Regions from separate parts of the Homo sapiens genome. Here region 2 is linked to region 1. A link is an interaction called in ENCODE POLR2A ChIA-PET data of the cell type or tissue named here. Cell type or tissue: MCF 10A. All regions are shown on one strand. Each heading gives the region's core, and the rest is flanking DNA. Links, peaks and the distances in the headings are about the cores only.

What was found. ChIA-PET counts read pairs that join two places held together with the same protein. Peaks named below come from ENCODE experiments on the same cell type or tissue, not always from the same donor. Only the 100,000 strongest peaks of a DNase experiment are listed, where the experiment ranks them.
Region 2: POLR2A ChIA-PET joins it to region 1 with 81 read pairs; 3 of 35 experiments call an interaction of 5 or more read pairs at or near these places.

What each region holds. Positions count from the first base shown.
Region 1 is chr2:29,128,073-29,133,456 of GRCh38, reverse strand. It overlaps CLIP4 (CAP-Gly domain containing linker protein family member 4), which reads right to left. Exons shown (of 16, transcript NM_024692.6): 3 at 2,060-2,199; 4 at 1,212-1,305. It overlaps LOC124907747 (a long non-coding RNA gene), which reads left to right and starts at 3,109. Exons shown (of 2, transcript XR_007086264.1): 1 at 3,109-3,329. In MCF 10A, for the core only: no CTCF peak of the experiment used is centred there; a DNase peak (open chromatin) is centred at 2,946.
Region 2 is chr2:29,065,583-29,070,966 of GRCh38, reverse strand. It overlaps PCARE (photoreceptor cilium actin regulator), which reads left to right. Exons shown (of 2, transcript NM_001029883.3): 1 at 1-373. Among named protein-coding and RNA genes, the nearest start is that of PCARE, 6.2 kb to the left of the region's middle. RefSeq lists enhancers at 3,354-3,854, 5,156-5,384. In MCF 10A, for the core only: no CTCF peak of the experiment used is centred there; DNase peaks (open chromatin) are centred at 2,256, 3,756 and 4,476.

The DNA of each region.
Region 1 (5,384 bases), core at 146-5,145:
CATCACTGCACTCTTATTGTTAATATAATTCTAAAAAATCCAAAAAGTATAATAAGAAATTGGTTAAATAAATTGAGACACACATAGAATGCTATGAAGCCATCAACAACAACACAGCAGATCAGTGCTCCCCCAAACGTGTTCCGTGGACCACTGGCAGTCCCAAATTGCAATCTGTGTGTACCTTTTATTGCTTTTCCCTATTTAATATGTCTTCTCATTATGTTAACTGAAATGTAGTCTTATGCCTTTTATTCTTTCCTCTTTTTTAAAGACAGTCTTGCTCTGTCACCCAGATTGCAGTGTAGTGATACAATCACAGCTCACGCCAACCCTCAACTACTGGGCTTACACGATCCTCCCACCTCGGCCTCGCAAGCAGCTGAAACTCTAGGCATGCACCACCATGGTTGGCTAATTTTTTAATTTTTTGTAGAGACAAGGTCTCACTGTGTTGCCCAGGCTGGTCTCAAACTCCTGGCCTCAAGCAATCCTCCTGCCTGGGCCTCCCAAAGTGTTGGGATTACAGGTGTAAATCATCATGCCTGGCCAGTTTTATGCCATTTGAAAAATATTTGGGCTTATATTTTATGGCTTTATTTTATTTTGTATTATAAATTCATTTTTATTTTATTTTGTGAAAGTATCAGTTCATGATGAGTTGTGAGGGGAAAAAGGAGTCCATCACCACCAGTAGCTTCAGCACCACCACATCAGACTATTGAAACAAGGAGAGACAATCACAATATATAGTTAAGTAAGAGATGCAGGTTCATACAATGACAAAAAGCACAAGAGAATAACAATTTTGGAAAATATGCACATATGTTACATATGTAGGAACAGACCTTAGGTCTCAAGACTGGGGTCTTAAGATTAGGGATCAGTATGCAAAGACTGACCTTGGACTGTCAAACCTTGTTATAAACCCTCAGAAAGATTTTAGGGTGTTACTAGTTACTCTCATCTATTATGCAATCAGGCATGAGGCCTGATCCAGAAAAGTTAAGAGGTATCAGGAGGGTATAAAGACCTCCTTGATTAAAGGGAATATGGTTTTTGGAAGGACCTAACTGAATCCTCAGCTCTTCAGGCAATATTATCATCATCAGCTGGGTGCCTTCCCCCAGACAATATATGGGCATAAATATAGATTATCTAAGCACAAGTGCAGATGACATAAGCAACTGATAGATTTACCACACACTTACCAATACCATGAGCTCCAGATTTGCAGGTATAATGTAAAAGAGTCATATCTGTCAATCCATCTCTATCATTCACATTGCAACCTCTCTTAAGAATCTGAAGCAGTCAAGGAAAATATGGTTACAACCTAACTACTGAGGTACCTATTGCTTTCAAACCAATGCTGAGGAACCAAGTTAGTCTATCGTATCTGAATTACTTCTCAGTAAAATGTATAGACAGTATGAGCATATCTTAAGGGTAAATTTTTAAATCTGTACTCAACAACAATAATGAAAACTGAACTTGTCAGCAGGCTGAAGGAAATTCTTAAAGATTATTCCAAAGGTAATCTGGCACTCCAAATATGTTCCTCTCAAAAATGAGCAAAATTTTATTTCTATGCGTGTAATGATATTTGAAAAAAGTATAAGCACTCTCTTCCTACAACACAGCAACATACTGGTCAAGGAACCCTCCCTCAAAAAATCTAATATTCTTAAAGACTACATTCAAGCCTATATATTTACCAAACCAACCAAAAGTGTAAATAGAACATGATGGTAATCAAATCCCTTTATGAAATGCATAAAAGTTTACAAAATTAATTTTACAAAGAAGGAAATATGAAAAATGCCCCTCCCTGCACCCGCCAGGAGTCTACAAATGTCAGAAGTACAGAGCATGAAGAAATAATCAGAAGAATATATAGTATTAACTCACTGCCCCATGAAAATCCTGGAAATACAAATAAATATCAGAACTTTTAAAGGGTTTCTCCTTTATTACCATCTTCCTTTCAGATGGGGAAAAAAATCTATACCATTAACAATCCTAACAATGCAAAACTTAAAATGTAAGAATTCCTTACCTCATTTCCAATAATGTCAATGTTTTGTTGGACCTGAGGAACCCACTGTCTCAAAATGGCAAATAATTCTGAAACTGAAGTTTTGGGATCAAAAAGAATTTCCTGGCATGATGCATCATTAGGATCAAAGAAAGAAAATTCTGAAATAAAAAAAGATGCAAATTAAATTTACTAAAAGTTTCAAATAAATATATTGAAAATAATAAACAATAAAACCAAGGTTCAAATGATACAAATATTTTAGATGCTAAAAAAAAATCAGAAGTATCTAAATAAGGAAAATATTATGAACATTTGCTGAGCACTTACTAAATACTTTAAAAATCCTCACCAACACCTTACCTGGCAGGTATTATTCTCATTTTGCACATGAGGAAAGCAAAGCTCAGACTAAATAATACCAGCTCAACATCGCACAGCTAGTAAGTGGCAAATCTGGGGTAGAAAACCAGGTCTGTCTCCAAAGTCTATCTTCTTTCCTCTATTATTCTACTTGCTGAGGTAACTCACCACTGAGCTCAGATTGTAACAGCATGCATAAGTAGTGGGACTCATTGAGGTTTTTTTGTTTTTGCTTTCTTCTTTGCATTTATATATTTTCCAAAATTATACTATGTACACATAGTTCTTACTTCTAGAGTCAGCATAACTAAAAGATGAGAGGCACCAAACTAAAGACACATATACAAGCAGAGCAGCAGTCCATCAGAAGAGAATCAGAAAGATTGAACTGAAATGTGATAACATTCGTAAGCTTAGACAACAAAATGGTCCTGTTAGGCAAAAATCAAAATAGAAGCCAAGACAAACCTTGGCCTCTGAGCCAAAGTCCCACCCCCAGCTCAGGAAAACCTGTAAGGACCTATTCTCCAAAACACCTACTTAAACTGCACATGAAGCTTGAACTTCATTTCTTGGTCAGCATGACTCAGCACATTGCAGCAAATCAGTAATGACTAAACTAACCCACTCATTCTAACCAGTGAGAATTAAGCTGTATGAATTTCCTTTTCTAGGCTTTATAAACCTTACTATAACCTTCGTGAGACAAGCTTCTTACCACTTTTGATTTGGAAGTCTCCCTATTTGCAGTTTTTTACTAACTTAATATTTATATTAAGAAAAGCACCCTGAATTTTCTTTTGACAGTTTTTGATGTCAGAAGCAGGATCAGAAGAAGACCCCTGTGAAGCCCCAAGGCCAGTAACTAGGTGCTGGTACCCAGGGCCGCAGCACTGGCTGCTCTCTCACCCAGCCATGGAGTTCTAGAGTAAGTCTCTTTTGAATCTGAGCTCTCCTCCTTCTGTGTAGAACTCTCCAATTATGCTGAACAACCTTTGCTGAAACTTCTCAGGAAGTCAACCTATTCTGTTCAAAAGGGGGAAGGGTGAAACACATGATTCCCTGTGTTCCAGAGCAGCTGCTGAAAAAAGAATCCTTAATAGTTAAGACCTTTCAGAGAATCTAATGCAAAGATGGGGTCCAAAAACACTGTGGATCAGAATCTTGTGAACTTTACAAAGTTCACAAGAAAAAATAGGTGAACTTTACAAAGAATAATTTGCAATTTCAGTGACCACTTCGGAGAACCTTTAATTTAGGTAAGATAGTCTGCCTTTGGGAGTGCCCTTGAAGGAGGAGTATCCTAAGCCTTTTGGAGACAATGGAATGCATTCTTTGATTTGTATGCAGAAGCTGCTGAACACAAAATGACTCAAAAATAGCTTCTCTAAAAGCATCCCTACAGCACTCAAATAAAAAAAAAATCTTCACTAAAAAGCTGTAGCCATCTGAGCAGGTAACCTTGACTTGTTCCATCTCTCACAGGTACAATTTGGATCCAGCTTCTTTTATAAACCAATAAGCTTTGTATTATTTTAATTGACACATGGCTAAAATTTGGAAATGAAAGCTATAAGATCTCTGTGTCTGTCTGTATACACAAACAGACACAGAGATCTTATAGCTATGTATGTTCAATAGACATAAGTAAAAACAAGTGCTTATATAAATTAAGTATTCCTGAAAACTCTCAGAAAAATAGGAACTAATCCAAATGCTTTTCAAGTTCATGTGACTTGGGTAATTTTCAATAAACAAAAACATTGTTGGTTTAGTTTAAAAAACCAATATGCCTTCAGAGTTGTCAGCATTAGACATAAGGCAGACGTACAACTTTGATTCTATGTAGGTCTACTAGTCAAATAAGCTCATGTTAGACAAGTGAATTACAAATAAGCCTCTGCTATCTCTAAGTTACAAAATTTCTCAGCAAGAAAAACAAGATGATGCTTAGCTATTTAATGTCTCATGAAATTTTCGTAAGTAATCCAAGCATAATTGTTCAAAACAAGTGAATTAAATCAATGTAAGTCCACATAAGATAAATACTGAAACATTAATTGCTGAACATAAGCTTATCTACTTTTGGACAGAGAAACTAAAGATACCTGGGTGTGTTAGTAAACATGTCCTGTGCTACACTGAAAAATTATAATATAAGGAAACGTGCTTCTAGAAATTATGGTGTATTTACATAGATTTCTCAATCTACAGAATGCTAGCGTGACAGTCAAGAAAAAATGTGAAGTAGGAAGATATGTTTTTTGCTGAAAAAGAAAATGAAGGAAAAAAACCAAAATGGCTATAGGAAGTTCAGAAGAGGGAGAGAGAATCTTGTGTGATTAAGCTGGCTAAAATTGAATGAATCTATTATCATTCATATCAAAATAATGCATAACTAGCATTTCAGCTCCTGTTAAAACGACTAAACTTTCTTGGAGTATGGGCCTGCTCTTGATGGGAGATTGTGAAAGGTTTTTCTTTAACTTTTGAATGGTCTGCCTAGAAAGCAAAGATTCTGTATTTTGTCAAGATAATTTCATGTGCTTCGTGCTGTCTTTGATTAAGTTTCTCTCTCAAAAAGTCAAGGGGTTTTGTTTTTTTTTGTTTTTGTTTTTTTTAACAACTACATGGCTTTCTCTGTATTTGCCTTTGAAATCTTTGTCACTTTGGTTAAATGGATAACTAAATACCTGTAATCCTATTTAATCAAGTGCTTTGAATCTTGAATCTTTTGGGTATTCTTTTTATAAACGTCTCAAAAATCAAATTCTGAATGAAGTCTTTTCTGACCTTAGACTAACTCTGGGATTTTTCAACGGCCCCTAGAAAATCTTGTTCTATTTCTTTAAAAAAAAAAAAAAAAAACACAGACATTAAACTAATTAAGCATCTTTGCATGGGAAGCATTGTCAAATAAATGTGAAACTAACTAGGCTTATTTGATATGTGAAACTAACTAGGCTTATTTGATCTATTACAC
Region 2 (5,384 bases), core at 97-5,096, 62 kb after region 1:
ACAAGGAAACAAGAGACTCTGAAGACAGCCAAGCAGTCATAGCCAAAGTGTCTGGGAACACACATTCCATATTCTGCCCAGCTACCTCCTCTCTGTTTGAAGCTAAACCGCCACTCTCAACAGCCCACCCACTGACCCCACCATCGCTGCCGCCAGAGGCTGGGGGCCCTCTCGGGAACCCAGCAGAATGCTGGAAGAACAGCTCAGGGCCTTGGCTGAGAGCAGACTCGCAGCGGAGAGCAGCTCTGTGTGCCCTCAACCCTCTGCCTTTCCTCAGGAGGACAGCTTCTGACCGCCAGCCAGGTGGCCGACCGCAGCCTCCCACCTTGGACCCCACCAGCACCTCTTATGAATCCCAGCTCGGCCAGAACAGGTAAGGAGTGTCCTGGGGTCACTGCCCTTCAGCGGCTTGGACTAGAGAGGAACAGAGCGAATGGGCCAAAAGATCTTCTGGGTCTCAGTAGTTTTCAAACTGTGCTCCAAGAGAAGAGGCAGTTGGGAAAAAGGTGTAGGGGGCAGTTCCAGCTCCCCCACTCTCCAACCTTGAGTTACTGTGCTCTTATCTGTTACACATTCCAGCTGCCTAGGAAATATTTTAATTGAAAAGAGGCCCTGCTGTATTAAAAAAAATCAAGTTCAAATGAGAACACATGGACACAGGAAGGGCACACACCGGGGCCTGTTGGAGGGTAGGGAACAAGGGGAGGGAGAGCCTTAGGACAAATACCTAATGCATGCGGGGCTTAAAACCTGGATGATGGGTTGATAGGTGCAGGAAACCACCATGAAACAAATATATCTATGTAACAAACCTGCACGTTCTGCACATGTATCCCAGAACTTAAAAATATATATATATATCTCAAAAAAATAAAATAGTAAAGTTCAAAACACTCAAGTTAGTTCAACCCCACACACCCCATGTTTTACAGCTGGGGAAACTGAGATGAAAAGGCTTGCCCCTGTGGCTGGCTCACTGGTGCCGTGTCTCAAACCAGCAGCCTGGCTCCCCATGTTTCTGGTTCCCCGCAGGAGACCAGCATCTAGTTGGGAGGTTCTCAAGCTATTTGGTCCCAGGATGGCTTTAAACCCTTTAAAGTTATTAAGAGCCCAAAAGAGCCTTTGCGTGTGGAGGCTATATCTATCAATGTTTACTGTATTGGAAGTTAAAACTGAGAAATATGTAAAATATTTATTATTTTTTTAAAAAATACGTTAACACAAATAATATACTCTTATAAAAAGTGTGTATTTTCTTGTGTCCACTTTTTTTAAAGCTTTTATTTTAGGTTCATGGGTACATGTGCAGGTTTGTGATGTAGGTAAACTTGTGTCACAAGGGGTTTATTGTACAGATAGTTTCATCACCCAGGTACTAATAATACACAATAGTTATTTTTTCTGCTCTCTCCCTCCTCCCACCTTCCACCCTCAAGGAGGCCCCAGTGTCTACTGTTCCCCTCTTTGTGCCCATGAGTTCTCATCATTTAGCTCCCACTTATAAGTAAGAACATGCAGTATTTGGTTAGTTTGCTAAGGATAATTAATGGCCTCTAGCTCCATCCATGTGCCTGCAAAAGACATGATCTTGTTCTTTATTATGGCTGCATAGCACTCCATGGTATATATATGCATTACATTTTCTTTATCCAATCTGTCATTGATGGGCATTTGGGTTGACTCCATATCTTTGCTATTGTGAATAGTGCTGCAATGAACATTTGCATGCATGTGTCTTTATGAAAAGAGTATCTTCTACAACAACAAAAAATTTAGGGAGAAGAGTAGCACTGTCTTACATTTTTTCAAACCTTTTTAGCATCTGGCTTAATATAAGATGACCGGATTCTCAGCTCTGCTTCCATTGTCAACCTGTTGGGATCTCACACCTCATGTAGACGCGGGGCTCTCCACCCTGCATTCACAAAAGAATGAGTGAGAAAGAGAAGTGACATCTTAGTATTATGATGAAAATAGTTTTGACATCGTGGGCCCCCTATAAGTGTCTCAGGAATAACCAGGGGCCCCCAGACTACACTTTGAGAATGGCTAGTCCTGGAGGCATAGAATATAAATGTGTGGCTTCCCATATCCCCAAGGACCTAGCTCCACTTCTCCTCTAACTTCAAAAGTTTGTAGAGTGAGAACAAGAGTCTTCATGAGTGCTGAGCACCAGAATCCAGGGGTGGGGCTGCTACCTCTCCCCCGGGCAGGCTGAGTTCCAAGTGTGCCTTTCTCATCAGGGCAATGGACGTGCATGTCATTGGTCCAGCCGTGCAGACAGGCCCAGGCATGCAGCCGCAATGGGGCGTGAGTCAAAGTGTAGCCATTACTGGACACTGAAAGAAGAACTCGTATGCTCAAGTGGTTATTTTACAGAATACACGGGGAAATGTGCCTTTTCCCAACCTGGCATAGAAACAAAAAAAAAATGTCTGAGGTCTATTAGAGAAGAACTCTTATTAATGTGTCTATCAAGATCAGACAAAGCTCAACTAACATCGGTCCTTGCTATCTTTGCATAGCCCACGATTGTGTAAATCAGCAGTTAATTTCTGCCAGAGTGATACGTTTTGCAGACTTCACAATCTGTCCAGGCACAAATGGTAATTTTTTACAAAGTACTCGGCAGTCAATGTAAAATAAAGATATTATCTTGGGAAAGTTGTGCATTATTACAGTTAGATAAACTTCCCCAGCCACTTGAAAGAAATGAAATATTGATTATTTTTGCAAGAATCTTAATGTAACATTGCTCTTTTCTTAAATCTAAAATGAGCTTCCTACAGTACAGTGGTTTTCATCTGAGAATCTCTATAAATGTTAATGCATTATTCCTCACTCCCGCCACTTATTCAGTTATTAGATTTCTAGAACTGTGCCCTTCAGCAGAAGAGCTTGAGAGAACAGGGACAATAAAATGGCATTAATTAAAAACACTAACATTTTAAAACAGCAGGAGCAATAATAAAGTAACATAAAATTGTTCAAGAAGAAAATGATGCCCTTCTCTCAGCCTTCTCCTCAGAATAGGGCAGCCTAAAAGGTTGTTTTGTGTCCTGAATCTCAATACTTGGGGCAGGGGCGGCAGGGAGGTAACAGTGGCTTGAAAGAGAGAGGACGGTCAGGTGCAGTGGCTCACGCCAGTAATCCCAGCACTTTGGGAGGCTGAGGTGGGTGAATCACCTGAGGTCAGGAGTTTCAGACCAGCCTGGCCACCATGGTAAAACCCCGTCTCTACTAAAAATACAAAAATTAGCAGGGTATGGTGGCACGCACCTGTAGTCCCAGCTACTCGGGAGGCTGAGGCACAAGAATTGCTTGAACCTGGGAAGTGGCAGTTACAGTGAGCCAAGATCGTGCCATTGCACTCCAGCTTGAGTGACAGAGTGAGACCTCATCTAGAGAAAAATGTAAAAAAAGAGAGAGAGGGGAGGGTTCATAAACAGGACGCTTCCCAAGGTCACGTGGAAGGTTGTATAATGACTCGCAACCATTCCCCCGCCTCTTATGACACCACACAGCTGTAAGCCTTCCCACACTGTGAGCATGTGATGGGAAAGTGCTCATTCCCCAGCACCCCTGCCCCCAGGTATAAAGTTGGCATCTGGGAGCAGAAGTGCACCTGCTGTAAGCATATCAAGCCTTTGCCACCCTGTGAATGGCAAGCATTTTTTTCTGCCATCCTGCATATGGGGAAACACCACCAGGGACTAGGCATGATTTCCCCAAGATCATGCAACAAGCCAGTGCCAGGAAGCCAGAGGCTGCTCAGAACGGGCTGTTTCCCCAAGCACGGACATGCAGGGACACAACCACACCCATGATGTCTTGCAGCTGAGGCAGGCCTGCAAGCTGAACCAGCCTGCCCTTCCAGTCACTCCGTGCAGGCAGAAGCCCCCTTTTTAGAAAAATGGATGATGTTTATATCTCCTGATCTTGGGGACCTGGGGATTGGGAACAGCCCTTGGAGGCTTACCCAGGAAGCTCAATTACTGAGCTTCAACTGTTATTTCTGTGCCAAATCCCCCAGCAGAGCTACCAGCCTCTAGGTCTCAGGATGTTGGGGCACTGTGTGCATTTGAGAAGGCTCCAGACTTTCTCCCCTCAATGTGGTGTTTTCAGTCTTCACCTGGCCTGGACTGCCCAGGCATGCACGCTCTGCCGCCCTTACTCAGTCTCCTGGATCAGATACCCAGTGGGCCCTGGGCCCTGAACTCCTGTAGGGACCTGTGATGGGGCCGGAGGCCAACACAGATGAGATTGGCTCCATGGCACAGTGAGTTGGGTTCCTTCCTGTCTGACAACCATAGCTGTGTGCTGGTCTTAGCGCCCACCCCACTTACCCACGACTCCTACCACCCACCTCGATCTTGTTCAGATCCAAATGCAAACATATTCTCCACTGGTTTGGCATCCCATGTAAGCCTGACCTCACAGAGCTGAGCACATTGTGCAATAAAGCTCACAGATCAGGCAAGAATGTGCTGTCGCGAGCAGAGAGAAGGGCCTTCTTGCCTGTGCATGTGGGGAACTAGGGTCCTGTCCTGGCCCTGAGGCAACTGATTGAGAGCTCTGACCAAGGCCTCATAGTCCCTGTAGTAGGATAGTGTGGTCCCTAGAGTCCTTTCCTAGTGTGACTTCCTGTTCATTCAACAATGCAGCTCCATAGTGTCACTACCCACCTATGGGGCACTTATGCTATTAATACAATAGTATGCCAAGGGTCTTCCATGCTTCACCCAGTATTGATACCTATGAGTGCCTGATGAGCTGGGTACTATTATTACTTCCTTTTTTAATTTTTATTTTTATTTTAAGACAGAGTTTCACTCTTGTTGCCCAGACTGGAGTGCTATGGCGCAATCTCGGCTCACTGCAACCTCTGCCTCCCGGGTTCAAGCGATTCTCCTGTCTCAGCCTCCTGAGTAGCTGGGATTACAGGTGTCCACCACTATGCCCGGCTAATTTTTGCTATTTTTAGTAGAGATGGGGTTTCACCATGTTAGCCAAGCTGGTCTCAAACTCCTGACCCCAGGTGATCCGCCCTCCTAGGACTCTCAAAGTGCTGGGATTACAGGTGTGAGCCAGCACGCCCGGCCTATTACTTCCATTTTATAAGGAAGGAAGCAAAGATTCAGAGGGGTGAACTAATAAGCCAGAGAGTCAGGACTTGAAACCAGGCAGTCAGCCTCTAATTCCCACTCTGGGAAGCCTCAGGCTGTCCTGCCAGCAGACGGCCAGTGTGGTTTCCTGGGCAGGTCCCCTGCTAGCCAAAGCTTGCTCCATGCTCAGGGCCACCCTCCATTCTGCACTCCCAAGGCACTCCCAAATCCCACTCAGGCTCCTGTGGGGGTCCTCTCCCCATGCAAAGCCCCTCTTAG